Linked DNA regions of Mus musculus: regions 1, 3 and 4 are each linked to region 2. The links are chromatin loops, found by intact Hi-C in ENCODE. Cell type or tissue: left cerebral cortex. All regions are shown on one strand. Each heading gives the region's core, and the rest is flanking DNA. Links, peaks and the distances in the headings are about the cores only. Region 1 holds the start of Mest (mesoderm specific transcript). Region 2 holds the start of 1700012C14Rik (RIKEN cDNA 1700012C14 gene). Region 3 holds the start of Klhdc10 (kelch domain containing 10). Region 4 has its middle 24 kb from the start of Klf14.

The links. Hi-C counts contacts between places; a loop is a spot of excess contacts. Peaks named below come from ENCODE experiments on the same cell type or tissue, not always from the same donor. Only the 100,000 strongest peaks of a DNase experiment are listed, where the experiment ranks them.
Region 1: a loop joins it to region 2, with 9 times the contacts of the local background. A loop is called at or near these places in 2 of 42 quality-filtered maps.
Region 3: a loop joins it to region 2, with 7 times the contacts of the local background. A loop is called at or near these places in 24 of 42 quality-filtered maps.
Region 4: a loop joins it to region 2, with 2.6 times the contacts of the local background. A loop is called at or near these places in 2 of 42 quality-filtered maps.

The regions. Positions count from the first base shown.
Region 1 is chr6:30,735,117-30,740,781 of GRCm38, forward strand. It overlaps Mest (mesoderm specific transcript), which reads left to right and starts at 2,934. Exons shown (of 12, transcript NM_008590.2): 1 at 2,934-3,219; 2 at 5,554-5,665. The coding sequence starts at 3,194. In left cerebral cortex, for the core only: CTCF peaks have their summits at 2,009 and 3,251; DNase peaks (open chromatin) are centred at 511, 1,991, 2,294, 2,905 and 4 more places; H3K4me3 peaks cover 3,579 bases; H3K27ac peaks cover 2,359 bases.
Region 2 is chr6:30,457,466-30,463,130 of GRCm38, forward strand. It overlaps 1700012C14Rik (RIKEN cDNA 1700012C14 gene), which reads left to right and starts at 3,520. Exons shown (of 2, transcript NR_131049.1): 1 at 3,520-3,664; 2 at 5,496-5,665. In left cerebral cortex, for the core only: CTCF peaks have their summits at 1,209, 2,607 (motif pointing left) and 2,806; DNase peaks (open chromatin) are centred at 1,373, 1,771, 1,994, 2,642 and 2 more places; H3K4me3 peaks cover 766 bases; H3K27ac peaks cover 3,233 bases.
Region 3 is chr6:30,400,492-30,406,127 of GRCm38, forward strand. Klhdc10 (kelch domain containing 10) reads left to right here and starts at 1,364. Exons shown (of 10, transcript NM_029742.3): 1 at 1,364-1,659. The coding sequence starts at 1,503. In left cerebral cortex, for the core only: a CTCF peak has its summit at 3,147 (motif pointing right); DNase peaks (open chromatin) are centred at 1,291 and 3,173; H3K4me3 peaks cover 3,490 bases; H3K27ac peaks cover 2,589 bases.
Region 4 is chr6:30,979,838-30,985,502 of GRCm38, forward strand. No RefSeq gene overlaps it. Among named protein-coding and RNA genes, the nearest start is that of Klf14, 24 kb to the left of the region's middle. In left cerebral cortex, for the core only: a CTCF peak has its summit at 3,021 (motif pointing left); DNase peaks (open chromatin) are centred at 1,695, 2,670 and 3,421; H3K4me3 peaks cover 645 bases; H3K27ac peaks cover 562 bases.

The sequences.
Region 1 (5,665 bases), core at 69-5,068, 280 kb after region 2:
TCTCTTTAACAAAGTGTTATTAGGTCGAACGGGTTTGCCACATTCTGCCCTTTAGTGGTTTATTCAAATCTGTTACTCTGGCTTTAGAAAGTTGCTCTACCTTGGGTTTGTCCAACCTGTTACAGTGCTCAAAATGGGTTAGAAAACAGAAAGGACGATTGAACCTACGGTAGAAGCCGGGCTGGTGGTCTCTTACTGCTTGCTGCTGTGATACGGTAAATGGAGAAGTTTCTACACTGCTGGTTTTTGCACACATCTGAGGTGCTGTTCTGATGTGAACCATGGTACAGAAGGATGTGAAGGCAACGTCCCGATTCGCGGCTGGCCGAGGCAACTCTGCTGTGGCTCACAACCGCGAACGATAGGAAATGTCTGCTAGAAGTCAGGGTACCGGCAGCAAGCGTGAGCAAGATCTGACTTCATTTATCAACTTTCATGTTTTCTCAGGTGCTCCAAGGGGTTTTAGAACGTAGGTCACATTCTCCTCGCTGCGGAGGAAGCTCCTTCTAGAAATAAGTTAGTCCTGGTTACAAGATTCCCTAACACTTTAGACTTTTAAAAGCCTTTCTCCCAGCCTTAGCTGGTCCCCAGCAGTGCGCGCCTTCCTGCGGCTCAGCCTTTGTGTCCGAGCTGCTACCCGCTTTCTCTCCCTAACCAGTTCTGCGTTCCACGCCATTTCAACCGCATCCCGCCCTTTACCACCCAAGTTATTCCTAGTCACCTCGAGCAAGAAGGATTTCCCTGGGCCTGGACTGGAATTGCTTTTGTGGTTGAGAGCTTTCACCGACTTTCCTCCCCTCCAGGGCTTAACCGTGCCCTCCCCTCCCCCCCCCCCTCTTGTTCCTTGTGGGTAGACTGTTCCCCGGCCTTCAGAATGAGATCCATTGTGGGGCACTCAATCCATTAATTAGAAAATTGCCTTCATCTTAGATGCTGGTGCTTCGGCCTGGTGAGAATGAAAGTGGAATTGTTTGTAAGGCTCAAAGGTTCCATTGACAGCGAATATGAAAATAGATAATGCAGAGGCTTTCCATGCGGGAACTTGTTAAGATCAGAATGGCTTTACTCTGTAGAAAACACCAGTGCAAATTTTGCTAAGTAATTCAGTCTTTAAAAGGTTTGGTTGTTAGTTAATATAGGTAGGTAATCCTCTACTTGTAAAGGGGTGAATTTAAATTGCGGTCTTACAGGATTTAAACATCCGTAGCTTCTCATTTAGGACACATTCCACATTCCTTCTGATGAACTACTCTTTCTGGTCTGCCCTCCACCCCACCTCTCCGCCCCCAGCCCCCAGTCGGCGCTGGCGCCCAAAGGAAACACTTTTTTTTTTTTTTTTAAAGAAAAAAACCAAAGGTTACGGTGCAGAGCCCCGGGTGCTTGGCGAAAGCCGTCCCCTCGGGCTGGAATGTTCTTTGTCTCTGGTAAATGTCTATTCATCACTCAAGACAACCCCTTCCTCCCTCCCCTTAATTACTTCCTCCCCTGTGCGCCCTCAAATTCTTGAACTTATTCATGCGGTATTTGTTAGGGGCCTGCTTTGTTGCCCACCCCATGGCGGGATCTGGGATACAAAAGGTTAATGAGACATGGTTTCAGACTTTGAGGGTCTTAGGCTGAGAAAGAAGGGCCCGACATGACAGAAAATATTCTGAAATCAAAAAGAAAATGTAAAAAAGTGCCACCCTTCGATCCCTCATTCACTTCACAATCTTGTGCATCGCCTGCGGAGGCTCCACACAAGCATTTGTTTCCTGCGGTCCCCGAAGAAGTATACCCTGGACCGCATTACGTGTTCTGATGACCCTCTCTCAGGTGCTGGCATTTTCAGTGTCAGCTGGGTGGTCACGAACTCCCCGAACATGGGAAGATACCCACAGGTTAGATCCCCCAAGGGTTCGACTGACCCATTGCAGTTCTCTGGCCCAATCTTGATCGACTGCACGGTTGGGCTTGGACATTGCAAAGCCAAAGCTGCAGCAAACCAGGCTCCGAAGAGAGGCCTGCAGCGCCCCCGCTGGGCCAGCCTGCGTTCGCAGCATCCCTAGCTTGCCCGTGCCTAGGCTGCTAGAATTTCAGGGAACGGTTCCAAACCTCACACAGGCATCACGATGCTCCGCACTTTGCGAAGGTGTGAAAGATGACTTTTAAGGGATTTGGGATTAAAAAAAAATCTACAGTTTTGTCCGCACCTCTAGGGTGTTTGCACTGTGATTGTGTTGCACGTAAAGGAGGCTTGTGCCCCCAATGAACGGTCCCCAACGCTGCTCCAGAAGGGCGCTGCAGCAGCTTCTGGCATGTGGACCACGTTGTGCTGCGGCAAAGGAAGTGTACCGGTGCCACCGTGGTGGTGACTTTGGCCCATTCTATGTGATCGCAGCCTGTCCATGAATGTGTCCACTTAGCCACTGATACCAGAGAATTTGTCCATTCCCTAGCCATTTAGTGTGCCCTTCCTTCTTTGTTATCATGGGCTAAGGGCTTGGGGTTGCCGCGCATTGGTGACCCGAATTTTTAGATGCGTACTCACTCTTAGGGCTCAAAACACACGTAGGAGGTAGAAAAGAAGTGGGTGCCGCAACAAGAACCCCAGCTTTGGGGTGTTTTATGTCTTCCAGGGTCTAGGGACCAGTGCGTGGTCCAAGGGATATGTTGGGGAGGGACTCTCTCAGACGTTTGTCATCCTTGCCCGCGGCATTAACACATGGGAAGGCTTTCTTCACTAGAATCTGGGGTTCAGGATTAGAGATCTATAAGGAAAGAGGGGGTAGCGGGTCAATACCCCTGGAGGCGCCCACGGGAAAGGCCCCCCCTCTCTGCAGCGGTGGGGAGGGGCTCTGCGGCGGGAGCGAGAAGGAGGGGCGCTGCGGCAGGATGGGCGGGTTAGAGGCGGGGCTCAGTGGGCTTTAAAAGTCGGTGCCTGCTTGCTCCTCTCTGCTTCGGCCACCAGCACATCCCGGTGCTTCTTCTCAGGCGCAGCAGCTTTCCTCTGCGGCAGCCGCACCTCGCCAAACGGCGTAGTGCTGCAGGCTCGCCCGAGTTGCTGCTTGCTGCCTCTGCTGCCGCTGCCGCGGGCCGCCCTGCGCGGACCGTAGGCTGCGCAGACGCCACCTCCGATCCTGTATCGCTGCGGGCGCCTCGGCGCGCCCTGTGATCCGCAATCCTGCGGCGGGCGGCATGGGATAATGCGGCCATGGTGCGCCGAGATCGCTTGCGCAGGTGGGTGCTGCCAGCCCGTGCCGCCAGAGGGGGTGTGGCCGGCCCGCACCCCGGAGATGCGGGAGGCAAAAATCCTTATCCAAAGGTTGCCGCCCAGCCCAAACTCTCGGAATCGCCCTCACTGATGATTTTTAGAACCAGGGTTTAGTCGCGTGAGATTTACGAATTTGAGGATTTTTGCATTAACATGTGAGAATTAGCCTTTTTTTGTCTGGGTCTTCGTTGTGGTACGATTTAGGAGGTGGTGGTGAAGCAACTTAGGATTCGAGAACCTTGGTAATGCCTGGTGTGTTCTAGGATCTTCAGAGCTGGTCATTGTTGTGGCGTGATTTAAGATTTCTAGACCACGGCATGTGATTTAGGAATTCAGGAGCTGAGATTGTCACAGAGCGACTTAAAATTTCCAGGTTCTGGACTCACAATGGCAGGGTTACCGCATAGGTGCGACTAGATCGTGCCGCGCAGTGTGGCCACGGCTATAAGTGTTGTTTGGGAGCCAGAAATGGAAACCCCGGGGGACACCGGCACGCGGCCAGGCTCTTAAAATGTAAAAAGAATTGTTTGCTTTGGTTTGTGGGTGCACAGCGTAGTTCTCAATAAGAATGAGTCAGGTGGGCTGGTTTGGTGGTATTAGATAAATATGTTTTTACATCATTTAAAGCAGTAAGAAATCAAGGCACGTAAAGTTTGTTGTGCGAGTGTGTTGAATTTTTGCTCTAAATCATGGTACCATCAAATATTAGAGAGTGGACTTAAAAATTATTGTTTAAACCTTTTGGTCCGATTGCTAGTTTCCTTGACTGCTAAAAATCTTAAAATGTTTGGGGTATTTTTACCAAGGTAACTAAAGCTGAGAATGGCTGGGGGGGGGGGTTGTCCCCCCTTTCCTGCATGGAGGAGGTGCACTGAGGTATGGTCCGGAGAGCGTGGGTGTGGCACCTCTGTTTCCCTGCGCCAGCAGGAAGCCCCTGTTCACTCTGCAGTAGGCGCCCCTCCCCGGCGTTCTGCTGAGTCACTGCGGATTCAGTGAGTCCAGCAAGGATGCCCCAGAGGCTACATGAAAATGTATGAACAGGTAACAGGACCAAATGGGTTCTGAGGAAATGAGCAGTAACAACAAAAAGACCCCCCCCTCCCCCAAACCTAATGCTTTTGCTTTTCAAAGAGGTTCAGCCTTAAAACCCGTTAGTGGATAACAGACTGAGATAAAAACCATCGTGTTCTGGCACTGTGCCAGGCATTTCTAGTATAGCCTCAAAAGGTAGAACCAAAGCCTTGTGTCTTTATTGGACAGTGACTTTGGAGGAAGGAAAAAAAAGTCTCAGCGCTGACTAAAGTTGAGGCAGGCAGCTGAGGTTCCTAAGGGGTGCTGGTTTTTACCCACCATTTCAGGTTTACAGAGAACACCCCCCCCACACACACAAAAACCCAGTCAGTTTCATCAAATTGCAGGTAATGTGTTATGTATAGGGTGCACTCAAATACAAAGACAGCGGTTTTATTTGTAGCTCACTTCCTAATGTCTGTAGCTTTAGTTTAGGAGGCACTATCCCAATTCTTTAGAGAACCCTTTCCTTGGTGACCATGGCGGGTCACAAAGGAAATGGTTTCTAATCGTGCCTTATTTCTCGCCTCCAGGATAAATTGATCTGGACCTTTGAAATCCAGGCATGGCAAGCTGGGGCCACAAATCTGTGCTTCCCCCCCCCTCCTGCCCCCCCCCCCCACAAAAGTCTTGAGTGCTAGGTGTGGGGGTGGGGTCTTAATTAAATAAAAGGGAACCACCTCAAGAGTCTGCTAAGAATGCACAAATATAATCTGCTGCCCAGACTTGTAAGAGATTAGATATTCAGGGTCAGGGCAAAGCTGCTTACTGGAATTCTCCTGGTCTCTCCCCTCAACAGTTCCATAGCCCAAATGCAGACAGTAGTGCCAAATGGGGATTCACTTGGTCAGAGGATATGTATGTGTTAGAACCCAGGAGCAGCTCTCTGCTTAAGGCCATGCAGTAAGTTACATATGTGCTTGGAAAGAATGGTAGTGAGCTAGTACAGTGACTGCCAGATGTCAAAGGGTAAAGGTGTTTATCACATTCTTCTTGGTAAAGTTTATGCCATTGTCACGTTGGGTGGGGAGGTGTGGAGTGGGGAAGGGAGGGGTGAAGTGGGGAGGGGAGGGGTGGAGTGGGCAGGGGAGGGGTCGAGTGGGAAGGGGTGGGGAGGGGAGGGGAGGGATGGGGGGTGGGGTCAAACCTCACAGTGCCCAGGTTTCCCACCCATGTTTCATTCTGATTTTTGGAAGTGTACAATGTTACCTTGGCTGCTTTTTCCACAGGATGAGAGAGTGGTGGGTCCAAGTAGGGCTCCTGGCTGTGCCCTTGCTGGCTGCGTACCTGCACATCCCGCCCCCTCAGCTCTCCCCTGCTCTGCACTCATGGAAGACTTCT
Region 2 (5,665 bases), core at 490-5,489:
GGTAAGCAGGATGCTTGCCAAGGGTGTTGTACAACTCTACAACACCCCTTCATCTGACACTCCGACTGTCAGCCCACGGGGTTTGGTGTCAGCTCTGTAGATTAGATGAGTGCCATACTTGTAGCATGCTCACGTGTGTGATACAGGCTTGGACGGAGTGGGAGGGGCTGTAAATGGAGGGAGGAAGAACAAAGCCAGCGGCAGAGCTAACGTGTAAGCCACTGGTTTCTAAACCATGCAGGGCTGCCGAAGTGCCTCAGTAGACAAAAGTCTTGCTGTGCATGTGGCCACCTAGACCCACGCAAAGGTAGAAGACGAGATGCACCTGAGGGTTATCTTCTGCACACGTGCAACAATCATTCAAAAAATAATACATACTTATTAAAAAGGAAAAATGTGGGGCCGGAATCCCCAAAACTCAGTACTGGTTTTTTTTGGGGGTGCTTGTTTGTTTGTTTGTTTTTGCTGTTGTTATTTTAAATATTTTAAAATAAAGGGGGTTTTTTTTGGTTATTTTTGAGACAGGGTTTCTCTGTGTAGCCCTGGCTGTCCTGGAACTCACTTTGTAGACCAGGCTGGCCTCGAACTCAGAAATCTGCCTGCCTCTGCCTTCCGAGTGCTGGGATTAGAGGCCTGCACCACCACGCCTGGCCCATAAAGTGGTATCTTAACAAATCTCAGTTCTGTATCAACTGGGTTAAGGATTTGGGGACCCCTGTCTCGTAGCTGCTCACTTTCTTCCTTGTGCCTAATTGTCCAGCAGAGAACTGTTGAGCCAAGGCCGGGATGAACAGTGCTTGTCCTGGCCCTGTCACCTTGATGTGAGAATGACAGTCTGATCAAACAGACTCGTCCCTTCCCTCCCTCGAGAGCACTGAAATACGAGTAAAATGGTGCCAGTGTTATTCTTCCTCAAGTGGACTAATAGTGTCTCCGAGACCTCTGTGCGGCTTTAGTGGCCGTGGAGAGTGCTCAGATTGGTGCTAATGGTCCCAGTCATGGCTGCTCTCTAGAGCTGGGAGGTCTCAGATTAAGACAACCATTAGGTAACATTTTAATTAGAGATAAAAAGAATAGTGTCTAAAACAAACAAACAAACAAACAAACAAACAAACAAACAAACAAAGGCATCAGTGTCTAGACTACTTAGTCCAGTAGTGTTGAGACTGACGTGGAGGCTGGGGATATAGCTAGGTGGCAGCAAACCTGCCTAGCCTGTGACATTCGAGGGAGGCCTGGGCTGAACTGCTGGCATCTCCCTCTCCTTACAAAACAGAAACCAAACAACTTGTCTTTCTAGATAGTGTGAAAATAGCTTTTCTCACTAAGTCTGTAGTTGGAATGATTCAAAGGATACAACTGTGAAGTTCCCCACTCGTTCACACGCAGCCTGACTGGTATCTGGGAACCTTTAAGAGCCAGCTCTAGAGAGGAACAAATGAAGGGGGAGAAGGTTTGGGGAAAAAAGCAATCTGTTGTTCTAAGTGTCTTATTGTGTTGCGGGAAATGTGTTCCTTGCTATCTTGTCCCTTTATAACATCAAGCAAGAGTATTATTGTACCTCTTTTTCTTCTCCATAGTTGGGTGAAAAGAGGTGGGCGGGGGTGGACCTTATTCCCAGGAGACCCTGCAGATTAGCCATATTCTGATTCACCAAGGTTGGGACAGCCCAGCCTGACACACAGAAATGAGGTCTCTCGGCTCGGCTCAGGCAGCAGCCAGGCAGGCGGGAAGGGCCTGTCCAGTTTGGCTCCTCAGCCCAGCTCTAGGGTTGGTGAAGAGAGGACACAGACAGCGGCACACGCTGGCCACTTACTATTCTTGGCACTCAACACCAAGCCAGGATCCTCACAGCGGTTGCATCTGTGAAATACATCAAGTGTCAGTGTGTGTCACCTCAGAAGGGACGGGCAGATCAGTTCATCTTTTATGAACCATCTCACTAAAGCTACCAAGAGTCTGGGCCTCAGAAGGTTCTAAGACTGCAAGGCCCACTTTCTCTCCCTGCAGGGTAGCAGAGCCATATCTGCCACGTGCTGCAGTCAGGCGTCACTCTGTCCACTTTCTGCTTAGCTAATTTGTGCTGGAGCCGGCGTGGTGGTGCACCCTCGTTTTTTCATCCCAGCATTTCGGCGGAGGCAGGTGGACCTGTGAGTTTGAGGCTAGCCTGGTCTATATACACTGAGTTTCAGGCCAACCAGGGCTTCTTAAAACAAAATCAGAAACCAAACAAAAACATTGTGTTGGGATGCGGGAGGATAAGCCAAGGGCCACCAAAGTGTTCTTGCCAAGGGAGTTACCAGCTCTCCCAATGCCAGAGGAAGGGTCTCCTTGGTAAGAACTCTCACTGCACCGATAAAGGACCAGACCCTTCCCCAGGTGGGCGGGGCTCCGCGGAGCCGCAGTGCAGCACGATGAAGCCTGTGCCTGGGACGGGAAGCTGCTCTGGAAGCGAGCGCCAAGTCCCCCAGGTGCCACCGCCAGTCACTTGTCCCGGCAAAGCTCCCAGTGTCCACATAGATGCGGAGCCAGGTCAGGATTTTTCGAATGTAAAATGGCCTCGTGCTTCGCGGAGAAGCTGCCCAGGGTGGGTTCTCTGCCGCCCCCTGGCGAGCAGCGCTGGTCCTGGTCGTGGGCACCGCGACTAGCAGCGGCCGGTGCCCACGCTAACTGTGCATCTAGTGGGTACGCAACCGGCTGGGATGCCACCGGGGCACAACCTTGTATTCAGGCTGATAGCACCCGGAGGCAGGGCTTCTACCCAGCAAACCGGTTAGAGGAATCAGGTACTGAGAATAGAGTACTTTAGCTCAAGGCTCAGAGGAGCACAAAGAGCTAGAAAGCTTTTCAGGGACAGCACCCACCACCTCCTGGTGGCTTCTGGAAGGGGAGGAAGCCTACGAAAGAAACCAGAAAAACTGCAGGAGACTTGGAAAGTTAGGGCGAGGAGAGGCGGTGCTCAGAAGGCACTGATATATAATCGCGCTCCAAGGCAGTTAGTTGGGAAATTTTAAGTTCGAGGCTACGACAATGATCTTTTTGGTAAATAGGGTGAGGCCACTTTGGCCAGGGCACTCAAGAGTACATATACAGAGCAAGGCCTGGCCTTCAGCTCCCATCTCTTTATCCTGGGGTGGGGAGCCAACCTGAGCACAGCAGTCACCCTGGGGCAGCACCTCCAGAGGATGCACTGGAGGCCAAACTCTGGCCTTGAGGGAGACAGGTCCACTTGGAATTAGGACGGGGTACCACGGGTGTAGGACCTTCTCCACTAAAGCTTCGCAGGATGAGGATCCTCCCTCCCTCCCTGCCTTCCACAGCCCAGTGTGGCAAGAGGGGCCTAGGGCTGCGGGGGAGAGAACCACTCCAAACCGGAATGATCTGGTTTAAGGCAAGCTGATTCTCCCTCCGCTCTCCCCCGCCCTCCCTTCTCCTCCTGCGACAGGCTGCTTTTTGTCGCAGTCCCCTGACCAAGGTAAACAGGAGGGAGGAAAGAAAGCTCTGTTTCCATGGCAACCTAGAGGGCGGTCGATTTGGCTCTCTCGGAAGTGCTTGTATGAAGGGGAAAAGAGGCCTCACTGGAAAAGCAACAGGGAGGAAAGATCCTAGCCGCGTTCCTGATGGGGGTTATTCTGGAAGGTGATGTGGGCCTGGAGTAGGAGAGGTGAGGGGCCTGGCACCCTCAAGTGAGGTGGCAGATGGAGCCCGGGACCTGGATACTCCAGGGGCTGGATTCACACCAGAAATGCCACCATCAACCTGGGAAGTATCAAACAGGTGCCAGAGCTCTCCGGGCACATGCTTAAACCCTCACGCCTTGCTAGCCCAGTCCAGAAAAGCTTCCATGGCCGCTCGCTCTGCTAAGCCACGGGGATAAGCCCGGCTCAGTCACCAGGATGAGACTCAGGGCCAAAGACAGGTTCTGTCTGAAAGACTCCCCACCCAGTTCTTGGAGAGTGAGCTAAGAGAGCGCTCCTCCCCTGAGAGTAAGGCTCCAGCATCCTTTCTCCTCCAGACTGGCCCAGCTCCTGTGTGGCACCATGAGAAGAACAGAGTAACCCCAGCATGGGTTGATGGGTGTGGGTCACCATCTCCTGAAGGAGGAGGACTGTCCTGTCACTCTTCAGAGGTCAGCTGAAGTCCTCACTAACCAGATAATTACCACACACTGAGACTTTTCTGAGGAGCACCCTGAGAGGGCCAGTAGCCTCTCAGGGTTCCTATCAGCGTCCTCATAAACTCCTTCTGTCCCGGCTTGGGGAAGATAAGGCAGCTTGCCTTGTCTTTAGCTATCATCTGAATAGCCCGGCCAGGAGAAAAAAGACAGAAGCTATGGGTTGGTCTTCTTCTGACCCCAGGGACGCAGCAGTAGAGACAGGGACTATGTGGAATCTGTATGAGGTATCTTGGTTTCCTCAGGCCACACGGTGACTCCTGGCAGTGAGGCTTCCAAGATTTGGAAATCCCAGCTCCGGAGCCTTTCCCTGGAGCCAGTGGAAGCACCTGATCTGTCGGGGGGGGGGGGGCTGGGGGGGGGGGAGATACCTTTCAGACCAGAACAAGGCAACAGATGGACGCGTTTTCCTTGTAAGATGCCCAGAAAGGCCACATCTCAGCTCTTTCCATGGCGTGGGGATTCCAAAGCTACCTGACCTTGGTGTCTTGCCACGATGCTCCCTTTAGTCCAGCCATGGTGCCGCTCCTTGGATGATGAAGTGTGTTGTTGGGGGCCTTGGCACCAGTGGCTCGCTCTTCCTCCTGCGTTTCTGTGGGTCTGTCCTCCATCTCCGGTTCTCTATTCAAATATCATCTCAGTGAGGAAGAGTCAAAGCTAGGGTCCCACTAGGAAGACTCCAAGGCCTTTGCCCTGACCCTTCTACCGGCTCTGTCCCCTTCCCATCTCCCCCATGGTCATAGAGTTTACTGCCTGTTTGTTCCACCATCAGGAGGACAGGAGCTGACTCTATCTTGTTCATTCCATAGTCCTTAGAGCCTGGAACAAAGTAGGTGTTCAATAAACACTTTCAGCTAGCTGGATAGCTAGGGGCCTGGGTTCAGAAGGCGGGGGCCCTCCACCTGTCCTGCAATCTGTAGAGGCCTGTGGTGCCTGCTACCTCCTACAAGCTGCAGAGCAATGTGACACACTTCCAGTGAGGCCCGCAGAGGGATCCAGTGTGTAGCCACTATGTAGGAAAGAAGCGAACAGTAGAAGGGGATGCTGCACTCAGATAGATAGGCTGGGTCACTGCAGCCAGGCTGTAGGAGGCATGGTTGATAACATCTAAAGTAGGATTGGAGTGATTCAAGTCAGCCTGAGGCCCAGGACCCTGCCCGTCGGGCATAGCAGAGGAAGACAACAGCCCAAGCATCTTCTCTCTGCCTCTGCCTTCTGCCTTCTGGGCACTGGGAGGAGCTGCTGGGGGTGGGGAGAAGAGGCACGACTAGAAGGCCTCTTCTAAGACCTCTAAGAACTGCACATCTCTTCTTTCCGACAGGGAGCCTCGGCAGCTGTGACTGGCGTTCTGCATGCCTCTCTGCTTCCTGAGGCTACTCACTTCCTTGCTTGCATGTGGCCACAGTGGCAAGTTCCAACAGTTTCTTCAGTCAACGACCCCTCCCTCCCGACTTTGCAGTTTGAGTCACCTTCAATTTCCTGCCTGCCTGC
Region 3 (5,636 bases), core at 637-5,636, 57 kb before region 2:
GGATTACAAGAGTGTGTCACCATGCTGAGTTTTATACTGTGGCAGGAGACTGTACCTTTGGTGCTAGACAAGTATTTTAAGCAACTGAGCTACCTTCATCCCCAGCTCCATGGGTTTTCTTTTTATCAGATGTCAAACATTTCAATAAACTGTATCATAATGCATAATGGATAAAAATACTTCTTTTCCTACAGAAACTGGGTGTGGAGACAAAAAACCAAAATTTCATGACGACATGAAATTTGCTCACTGAGATCAAAGGAGACTTCTGGTCTCAGCACTTTCTCCTTCTCCACCCCACTCCTTAAAAAAAAAAAAAATCCAACATGTGAGGTTCTCATGTGTGAAACATCAAGGGGGTCAGCAGTCCATCAGATTAGATCTTGAAAGGTTTTGTTTCCCTTGAGAAATTTATGTTTTTTTTCCTTATTTGGAAACAGCAATGTGTATCTGCATTTTCCCACTGTGCACTGCGCCTCCCCAACTTCAAAGCCAAATTTTCGGTTTAATTTTGAAACGATGGGAATTTCTGATATTTACATTTTAAAATCACATCGTCCGTTCCATTTTCTATCGTTAACTGTGTATATTGTAAGACAATTGAGGTGGATTGTTTGTGTGTGTGTGTGTGAGTAAAACATTTACTTGATCGTGTGTCATCTAAGAGAGTATCTTTTTCTATTGTTTTTTTCTTGGCAGGCATACACAAGCCGCGTGTTTAAATAAAGATCTTCACTGATGCCTGAAAGATTTTCTTATTGAAATTTTCACTTGTGTTTCTATGATTACTCTAATATCGAACAGTTTTCGGTATTTGCTAATCGGGTTTAAAGCTGTTTGCTCTTGACGTGGCTTTTGCAGGGGAAGGGTCCCGGCAGTGCCACCGTGAGACAAAACAAATGATGAAAGCCAGGAGTTTTTTAGATTTCATCTGACTCCTCCCCCTGCCCCCACCTCCCGTGAGCCCTTTGTGTGTGGCAACAGTCCGCAGACCGGGGCTCAGTTTGCAGAACTGCAGACAGATGTACCAACACCAAGTACATGCATTGTGTACCTATGATGTTTCTAAATGCAGTGCTTATGGGACAGAATTCCGGAGTATCGACCATGCTGAGGCAGCGACCCTGCTTGGGAGTCTCCTCTGGCGTAGCCTCCCCGCTCGGTCTTCGACTATCTGGTCTGAGCCCCCAGCATCCCGGAGAAGCGGGCGAGCTCCGGGAATCGATGCGCTCTCTGAGCGTCTGCTTACGCCTTTTCTCCCCCCATCTCTTTTAGCTATAGCTATGGTTACCACGTCTCTCCCCGCCTCCCTCCACCTGCCAAGAAAGAGACTGCCCATTGGTCCACTGTCACCAAGGCGGCCAGCCATTGGTTGCTGGAGAGCCCGGCGCTACCCCGGCCCCCGTCTCCCGGGTCTCTTGAGGAGCCCGGGAAGGAGGCTCGGCTCGCGCTGCCGGGGCAGGGGCTTGCCGGGACCGGGCTGCGGCAATCGTTAGCGGGCCATGTCGGCTGCCCAGGGCTGGGACCGGAACCGCCGGCGGGGAGGAGGCGCGGCCGGCGGGGCCAGCGGGGTTAGCGGGGCCGGCGCGGCCGGCGGGGGTCGGGGCACCGGACAGCTCAACCGATTCGTGCAGCTCTCGGGACGGCCGCACCTGCCAGGTGAGTGGTGGGGCCGCTGCCGGCGAGAAGGTGGCGGTCGCCGGGCTCTGCTGCCCCTCGGACACACAGCCGAGGGAGGACAGGGAAGCAGAGCAGCAGGAAGGTGGCGTTGAGGTCAGGAGGGGAACCGGAGCACGCCGAAGAGAAGTCTCGCTGTGTCGACAGCTCGGGGAGGAGAGTTGTATTTTCCTCCCGACCGAGAGGCCGCTGTCTCTTTGACATTCCCAAATGTTTCGCTTGCCCGGTTCTTAATCTTTTCCTCTTCCGCGGATGGATGTTGTGAAAGAAAGACATTGGTGTTTAACTGTGGAAAATTATTTCAAAAGGAGTGCCAAATTAAGGAGAGGAGAGCAATATAGAAGTGATTTTGTTTGAAAGGAAAAAAAAAAAGCCAACCAACTGTGTCAGAGTTGGATATTTTGAAATGGAATGAGCATGTGAAAGTGTGTGTGTGTATGTATGTATGTGTGTGTGTGTTGGCTAGGGAGTATATGGGAAAGAAAATAAAAAAGATTAAGGGAAATGGTTGAATCAGTAATATTTGGGGATGTACAGAGACAGAATGGGTAATGGTGACTAGATTTTAAAAGGGGGAAATGAAGATCATGAATATAAAGAAACGAAAGGATGTGATCCCGGTATCAAAACTGAAAATTGGAAAAATATACCTACTGCTAAAAATTTCATGGTCTTTGAGTTCACATGTTTTAAAAAAAACAAAACAAAGTCATGTAGGTATGTGTGTAAACAGTTGTAAAAAGCGTACGTTTACAAATTTTCAGTCTGTTAAAAGGTAGAGAATTAAATCATGCACAGAATGCTAAATCATTTTATTGGGCAGTCGTGTTTTTTTTTTTTTTTCACCGTGAAGAGAATTGTCAGGAATGATGTACTAGACCTTCGCCATGTTTTTTTGTGTATGTGTGACTAGTGTTAAGTTGATTGTATCAGTGGTATATTTGTTTAGATGTTTTGAGAACCTGATTGTTTCTGAATTGTGTTTACTATTGTGACTTGTTCTTCTAGGTGGTAAAAAAAATCAGTTGATTAATTTAAAGATAACAAAGGGGATTTTACTTATTCAGAGAGATAATTACTAATATTTGTGATATGGTTTTTGATGTGTGCCAGAAATGTTCATTAACCCATTTGTTCATGCCATTAAAATAAAATTGAGACATTTGTAAATAATCAAATATACCATAAATTGGATTTGAATAAACAGTATCAGACTGGTATTCTGGAATTGCTAAATATGTGATGTTTAACAAGAAAAAAGGAGACATTTTTTTTTGTTATCATCAGTTAACAACAAAACCCTAGGTTTTCTGCATTACTAAGCCTAGAAGATAAATCCCTTGGCAAGGACTATTCCCAGTTTGCTCTCTGCCTGCAATCTTTTAAGTCTTTGGTCATAGATTAATTATTACACCATGAACTTCATGTGGGCATTCTCAGGGTCCTGCAACATACTGGTGCAGTTCCTCTCTGCTACCACATGAGGGCAGGGTAAGCCATGATTTCAAATAAGGGTCTGAAGTATGGCGCTATTTCTGCATTCCCTTAGCACAGGAGGACAAGAACAGCCATTTGTCCAGAGGTGAAGATAAAACGTGCTTAAACTGTGAAAATTGGAGAAGTGGAGTTGTCAGTCTTCGTTCTGCTTCCTTTCTTCCAGGCTGGCATTCAGCTCCTTCTTCCCACACAGGCGGTCTCCATCTTTCCCTCGTTCTCAAAATTAGAAAATTCCCAATAGCTCAATAATATATGTTGATATAAATAATAAATTCTTTCATACTAATCCTTTGTTCTCCTAGGTACTGCATATTATAGCTCTTTACTCTATTTTGAAGTAATTCAGACTATTTTAAGTGGTAGTGAGGAATAGGAAGGAATGTGTAGGTCTGTTTTATGGCTGACGCTAGAGACCTATCTTTTCTTCCTCTTTTTTTTTCTTTTTGATTTTGTGTTTGTTTTTGTTTGTTTGGTTATTAATTTTTCATCTCTTTTGACTTCTATCCCTATTTTCCAATTCACCCTTCTTTACTAAGGCTTCCACATACTTGAAGAACCTTTTTTCTTCTTTCTAACATTTCTGTCTTGTGTCCAGTCCCTGTGAAACAAAGCAGTATAATATGGTGGTGTTCCTGGAGTGTCCTCATTGTCTTTCAGGGATAGTATCTTTTGAGAAAATGTAAAAGACAAAAATCTTACTATATAGCATGTAGACCAGCGTGGCTTCAAACTCAAAGGTATCTTCCAGGCTCTACTTCCTGTGCACTGGGGTTAAAGGCCTGTGCCTGGCTTTGGTGGTAGGACCTTTATCCATCTACTTATGGGAATCTGAAAGCTGGGTCTCCTTAAGCTCCCCACCAACTTCAGTTATAGTTAGCTACCTAGTCTTGTTCATTTTGTTTCCATTGTAACTAATTCTGTCACTGTCCTTTAGGGTCACTGCAGTAGCTTTCTAAGCAGACTTCCTACGTCTGCTAGAGCCTCCCATTCATATATCACTGATCTTTGAAAATACAAATCTTTTATTATCTCTGCTTATAGCCTTTTTCTTTTACCTTTTTTGTTTTTAACATAGGGTCTAACCTTGTCCAGGCTGGCCTTGAACCTTTCACCCTTCTGTGTCAGCTTCTAGAGTAGTGGCATACAGGCACATGACACTGTACCTAACCTTTCTTGCTGCTTCATTGCTCTCACAGTAAGGCTGAGACCCTTATCGTGTCCTAGATGGCCCTACACCAAGTGCCTTCTCGCCTTGGGTTGTCCTCCATTTTGTTCTGTGTTCTCTGCTTTGCTTCCCTCAGCACAGGAAGTCACTGCACACGGGCGTCTCTCCTGGAGGAACCCGTGTGCTTCCTCCTCTTATTTAACTTACCTTTCCTGGATCTCAGTTGTATTTTTTTCCATAAGAGCCTTCTTTCACCTTTCTGACAGCCCTTCTCCCTGTATCACTCATTTTTCCTAAGGTATATATAGCATTTGTGTAGGAATATTGTTGGGAAAGACGTACTCTATGTGTGTGTGTGTATGTGTGTGTGTATATATATATATATATATATATATGTTATATACACATAAACCATATCTGCATGCATGTACCACAATGTAATATATTAACAATTAGTGACTAGGGAGTGTAGAGAGGGCTCAGAAATCAAGAAGCTGCTCTTTCAGAGCAGGTTTTCATTCCCAGCACCCACAGAGTGACTTATAACCAACCATCTGCAACTCTGCTTCCAGGGCACCTGCTGTCCTTTGTCCTCCACAGGGATCAGGCGTATAGATGGTGTACAGACATCTAGGCAGGCAAAATATCTGAACACATAAAATTAAGATTTTTTTTTTTAGGTGGAGAAGTGGTGGTGCATACCATTAATTCCAACACTTGGGAGTCAGAGGCAGGTGAATCTCTGTGAGTTTGAGGCTAGCCCAGTCTATGAAGTGAGTTCTAGGACAACCAGGGCTACAGAGAGAAACCCTGTCTTGAAATTTTTTTCTTTTAATTTTAAAAAGATTAAATTAATGTATTGGCATTATATGTAAGATATTCATGTATAATGACTTGATTGCTGTACTTCAGTCCTGCATAGCCCCACTGGCTCTGGACAAACAGATAATATTGAGTCCTTAAAAGTATCACGTACTACTACATTAGGCATTGTATCAGCACAGTGTTTTTGAAATTTTGAATATTGCCTTGCTGTTCTGCTATCTTTTTTTATTTCTAAAATATATTTTTTTCTTTAAAAACAGAATTTTTTTTTTGTGTGTGTGTGCATATGCACTCATCCCCTATGTATGTGCCACAGTGTGTATGTGGGTGTCAGAGGACAACTTTTGGGAGTCAGGTTTCTTCTTCATTCTATTGCATGGTCCTAGGACTAGAACTTGGGTCATTAGATTTGGCAGCAAGCTCATTTACCTGCTAAGCCATCTTGCTGGCCCTTTTCTGCTATTTTCTAGGA
Region 4 (5,665 bases), core at 137-5,136, 520 kb after region 2:
TTTTTAAAAGAAATTGCAATTGATGGTAAAATAGCAACAAAACTAGGTGGCAGAAACCTATTTATCTCACAAACTATAAGTGATTCTTCTCATCAAACTCTAGATCAGAGAATTCTTGGTATCAGGAGACCAAGGCTGGGGTGAGAGACCCCAGGCTCCATGGAACACAGCCAGACTGGACTGTTCAAGGGTCATCTACTGGGGTCACAAAGCCCGTTTTGCCTGTCACAGTAGACATGGCTAACTCTGTTGAAATGGAGAAGGGAAAGGTTCTGTGATCACCGGGCTAACCTCAGAGATATGAGGTGGAGGCAAAGAGGTTGCAAAGGGGGAGCTTCGGTCTCCATGTCTGGAGGCCCTGGGAAGTGGGACAGGGGTCTCATCGGAGGGAGGGGCAGCAGGGAAATTCTGGGCTGTAGCCTTCCCTGATTAAGAGGATGTCTGTGGGCCGGGTGGTCCTGTCTTTGGATGTTCATGAGTCCAGCAGAAGAGAGATACAAGAAAACACTGAGAGGAAAGACTCAGGCGAGGAACACTTGGGATTCTTGCTTTCCCAGCGCATTGCTAGGGCTCAGCCACAAACAAGGTTAACTGACTCTTGTGCCAATAGCTGTCACCCTTACCTCCTTTCATGCCTGACAGCCCTGTCTCCTCCATCAAAACCATAGCCCTCTACCCCTAGCTCCCCACGGACTGTCACTCAAATTTGTATTTTTTTCCTTAGTGCCCCGATCTTAATCGTTGTTTATCTCCCTTATTAGGACCCAGATAAGGTCAGCAGAGACGGGGCCAGGGCCAGCTTGCTCTCCTCCTTTCTCTGCATTGCTTTGAACTGCACCTGGCACACAGCAGGTGCTCAATAAGTGCTTGCTGATTGAATCCAACAATCCTATTTCCATTAGAATATTCAGGGGCCTGTGGAAGGGAGATGAGGAGTGCCTTGCTGACTTCTGAGTGGGGCAGGGATGTTGCCTTCTTGAACTCAGGGCAGCTGGGATTGCCAGTACAAGATTGGAGTCCCCATCTACACCGTGTAATCAGTAGAAGGGGGAGGGATTTATCCACAGTAAATGATTGACAGGGAAGAGGCATTTCCTTCAGGGGTATAGCCACTGGTGAGGGGCCGTGCCCCTGAGGATAACCTCTCCCATGTGGTCCAATTAAGTAAACATAAATAAGCCATCAAAAAATTTTTAAAAATGTGAGAAAGTGGCAGGAGGAGTAGGTGGGAAGATGGGGTTCAGTAGGAGTGAGGGGGAGAAGGAAGAGACGTGGATAAAGGTGACTGTGATCAGAATCCATTAGCTCATGGATGGAGCACCATCAGGAAACTCCTTATCCCAGCTAATATAGCTAATAAAGGTGAGACAGAGAAGAAAAGCACAGGGAAAGCACACTTGAAAATCACAGTTTGTGGCTAAGAAACTGGATGTGGTCAAGGATGGTTTCTCCAAATCGAACATTAGTGGAGACGTGAGCTTATTTTGTGTCCTAAACTACAGGTTATATACCCAAATCAGCTGCCCCTTATATTCCTCTTGGCAGGTATTTCTGTAAAATGCTGCGTTACTAGCAGAAGGAGCCTTGCCTGGTGCTGGAATCAGAGTCCAGGAACCTGCACATTTCCCAAGAGTGGGATGTCTCATGTCACATTTGCGTGAGGATGACACATCTTTCAAGGGGATCAAACACTCCGTGAGCATGCAGTGCCTTTCTCTCACAAGATAATAACAGCCCACACCTAGTGCTCACCCGCTGCCAGCATGATGTCTTAGGCATTTCCTACGTCATCTGTGCAGTAAGATTCTGAGTAACAGTGACTATTTTGAGTGTTTACAATGTAGCATTCACTTAATGTTCTTTGTATCAGGTCTTCTTTAACCCTCTCCAGATTCCTATGCAAGAGGTCTCATTGTAGCCTGGAGTGGTGGCGCAAGCCTTTAATCTCAGCACTGGGAGGCAGAGGCAGGCAGATTTCTGAGTTCGAGGCCAGCCTGGTCTACAGAGTGAGTTCCAGTACCTACACAGAGAAACCCTGTCTCGAATAAACAAACAAACAAAAAAACAAAACAAAACAAAAAAGAAGTCTCATTGTTTCAGATAGGGAACAGGAAGCCTGGAGGAGTTGGGCACTGATCAAGTCAGAAAGATCAGTAAGTTGGGGAGTGGGAATTTGGACTTGGTAGCTATTGGGGTGGGGCAGGCTAGTGATGGAGACTTACTGGTTGTTTCTAGACTCCATGGGTCCCAGCTTTTATAATAGCAGAGCCACATCTACGAGACTCCTGTTTTAGGTATCAGACAGTTCCGCTTACATCTTTTTCTAAAGCAATTGCTTCTCCTGTGAGTGGACTTGTCTGTCTGTCTCCTGTCATCAGCAAGGGCTGATCAGTCTTCAAATCGCATGCATCCCTGTGAAACAGGCTGCCGTTTTAACTCTTAAAACAGGGGACCATGTTTTAAGTGAATCAGAAGAACATTCCATTGCGACTCGTGTTGAAACCATCAATAAAATCACAAGAAGGTTTTTATAACCATCACATCATTTTTTGTGTTTTGTAAATCTGGAACTCTGCCGTGTTGGATTTTCTTGGGAGAGGCACATGATTTGAAAGGGAACCTTAACCTTTTAATTCAACGTAGCAAGTGTTTTTACACTTCTAGGGATTCAAGCTGACTGGTGAATGAACGAGAAATGCGCTTTAGACACAGAGTTGCTTTCGTGCGGTAGCAAAACACAGGATCTAATTTGAGACTCTGTAAAACTGCTTTTTAAGGATCTGGCGGAAAAGGATGTCACAGGTACAAAGTACATAGTGTCCAGAGCTAAGATAAAGAGAAGCTATCTCATCTTGGAATCGACATTTTATTGTTGGGAAGGGTTTACATTCATTTCCCCTTCGAGACGACTTGATAATCTTTGTGGAAGCTTTTTCTGTTGAAAACGGAAAAAAGAAAAAGCTTTTTTTTTTTTTTTTTCCTTTGCGTCAAGCTCCTGGCGCTGTCTTAGTGGCAAAATGGTGCTCTCTAGTGGCAGAAGAAGGAGTTACTTTTTTTTTTTTTTTTTTTTTTTTTACTTTCTCAGTTTAGTCAAGAAATCTTTTTTTTTTTCATTAATTAATTTACTCATTTATTTTACATCCCGATCGCAGTTCCCCTCCCTTCTCTCCTCCCAGACACACCCTCACACACCCCTCACCCCACTACCCTCCCCTCTTCTCTAAGGAGAAGGAGAACCCCCCCCTTTAGGTACCACCCCTCCCTGGGACATCAAGTCCTTCTCCCATTGAGGTCCAGCAAGGCAGACCAGCTAGGGGAAGGTGATCCAATGGCAGCAACAGAGTCAGAGATTCCCAGCCCCCACCCTGAACTTTTAGGGGACCCACATGAAGACCAAGCTGCATCTGCTTTAAACGTGTAGGGGGCTTAGCTCCAGCCCCCGCATGCTCTTTGGTTGGTGGTTCAGTCCCTGTGAGATCCCACGGGCTGAGTGAGGTTAGTTGACCCTGTAGGTCTTCTTGTGGTATCCTTGACCCCTCCGGTCTCTCAGTCCTTCCCTGAACTCTTCTACAAGACTCCCCCAACTTTGCCTGATGTTTGGCTGTGGGTCTCTGCATCTGTTTCCATTCACTGTTGGATGAAACCTCTCAGGAGACAGTTATGCTAGGATCTTGACTGCAAGCATAGCTGAGTATCATTCATAGTGTCAGGGGTTGGCTCTCTCCTGTGGGATGGGGCTCAGGTTGGGCCAGTCATTGGTTGGCCTTTTCCTCAGTCTCGGCTCCATCTTTCTGAGCCTGAGCGCCGGCTGTGTATGAGTGTTTTTGTATGAAGGATGTCCTGACAACCGATAGCTTCTTATGAAGAGCTCACATGGCTGGACTAGACAACGATGAATATCTGCGGGGCCTTCTATCTGCAATGTCACAGTAGTGAGAACAAGAGAATTCTAGCCAGATCTGGAGACATGTGGCAAAAGAATATGTCGGTTTTTTAAAAAGAAAAATGTTGATTGGCTTTTCTTCTATTTAATATAATTACATGTTTATTGTAGGAAATTTTAGGAAATACAATTGAGGTTTTAAAAATTATTCCCCAGTTCCATCACCCAGAGACAATCAATTGGATGTGCATAATTTAACTTTTAACAAAATGTTGCTTATGCTTCATAATTTCATTAAATCACTCAATAGATTTTTGAGATGTTTCCTGTTACTAAATACACGAACATGACATGATTACACCTTTTAAAAATAGCAATTAGTTCATGGTTAAAATTGGTATTTAGTTAGTGAGAAAGAGATTTCTTTGGGAGAAAGTTTATATCATTGTAACAGTAAATTGAGTCTTCTTTTAAGACTATGGTCGGTCATTTAACTCTGTGTTGCCAAAGTCAATGTTACCATTTTTATCATAAGCATCTACACCATGATTTGAAAGTTTATTTCTTTTACTTTGATTTTTTTTTTATTTTTTAAAGTTAACACACAAAGATACACATTTGTTTATGGAGTTTTTATACCTAGGTGTTATTTTTCTTTTGTCGTTATCTGTCTCTCTCTAGCTGTCTTCCCTCATCCCCTCACTCCTCGCTTTCTGTTTCTCTACAAATACTCTCTGCTTTCATGTAATATGGATTTCATTTCTCTGTCCCACTTAAGATTTCTTCCTCTCCTGTTCACCCCCCCCCCTTTTCTACACAGAGAGGGGGAGGGGGAGTGAGGGAGAGGGGAAGGGGAAAGGGGGGAAGGGGGAAAGAGAGAGAAAGTGGGGGAGGGGAGAGAGGGAGGGGGAGGGGAAAAGGGGAAGAGGGAGGGGAAGGGGGGGGAGAGGATGTTTACCTATATGAGAGAAACATCCAGCATTTGTCTTTCTGGGTCTGGCTTACTTTGTGTAACATAATGACTCCAAATTGGACTCATTTTCCTGCAAATCTCATTTCATGTTCTTTGTAACCAAATACAATGTAACCGTCCCACATTCTTTACCCATTCATCTTTTGATGGACACCTAGTTGGCCCGTTTCTCAGCTATTGTGAGTTCAGCAGCAATAAACATGGATGTGCAAGGGTCCCTGCCATGTTGGGTTGGAGCCTTCAGGTATATGTTCAGCAGCAGCAGAGCTAGGCTGTGTGTGGCAGCTCTGTAGTACCTACATCAATTTACACTCTCTAGTGCTTTTAATAGCTATGGCCCCTATAGACTCATGTATGTGAATGCTTGGACAAAAGGGAGAGGCACTATTAGGAGGTGTGCCTCCCTGTTGGAGTAGGTGTGGCCTTGTTGGAGGAAGTGTGTTGCTGTGGGGATGGGCTTTGAGATCTTATGTGTTTAAGGTATGCCCAGCGTAGTAGACCATCTTCTCTTTGCTGCCTGTAGATCAAGTCGTAGAACTCTCAGCTCCTTCTCCAACATCACACCTGCTCACTGCCATGCTTCTCACCATGATCATAACAGACTGAACCTCCGAAACTGTAAACCGGCCTGAACCAAATGTTTTCTTTAGAAGAGTTGCCTTGGTCATGGTGTCTCTTCACAGCAATGGAAGCCTAAGACACACTTCCCCCAGCAGTGTGCGAGGATTCCCTTTTCCCTGCATCCTTACCTGCACTTGTTTTCTGGAGATGGCCATTCTAGTTTGCACGTTACAATTTTTAATTAGCAA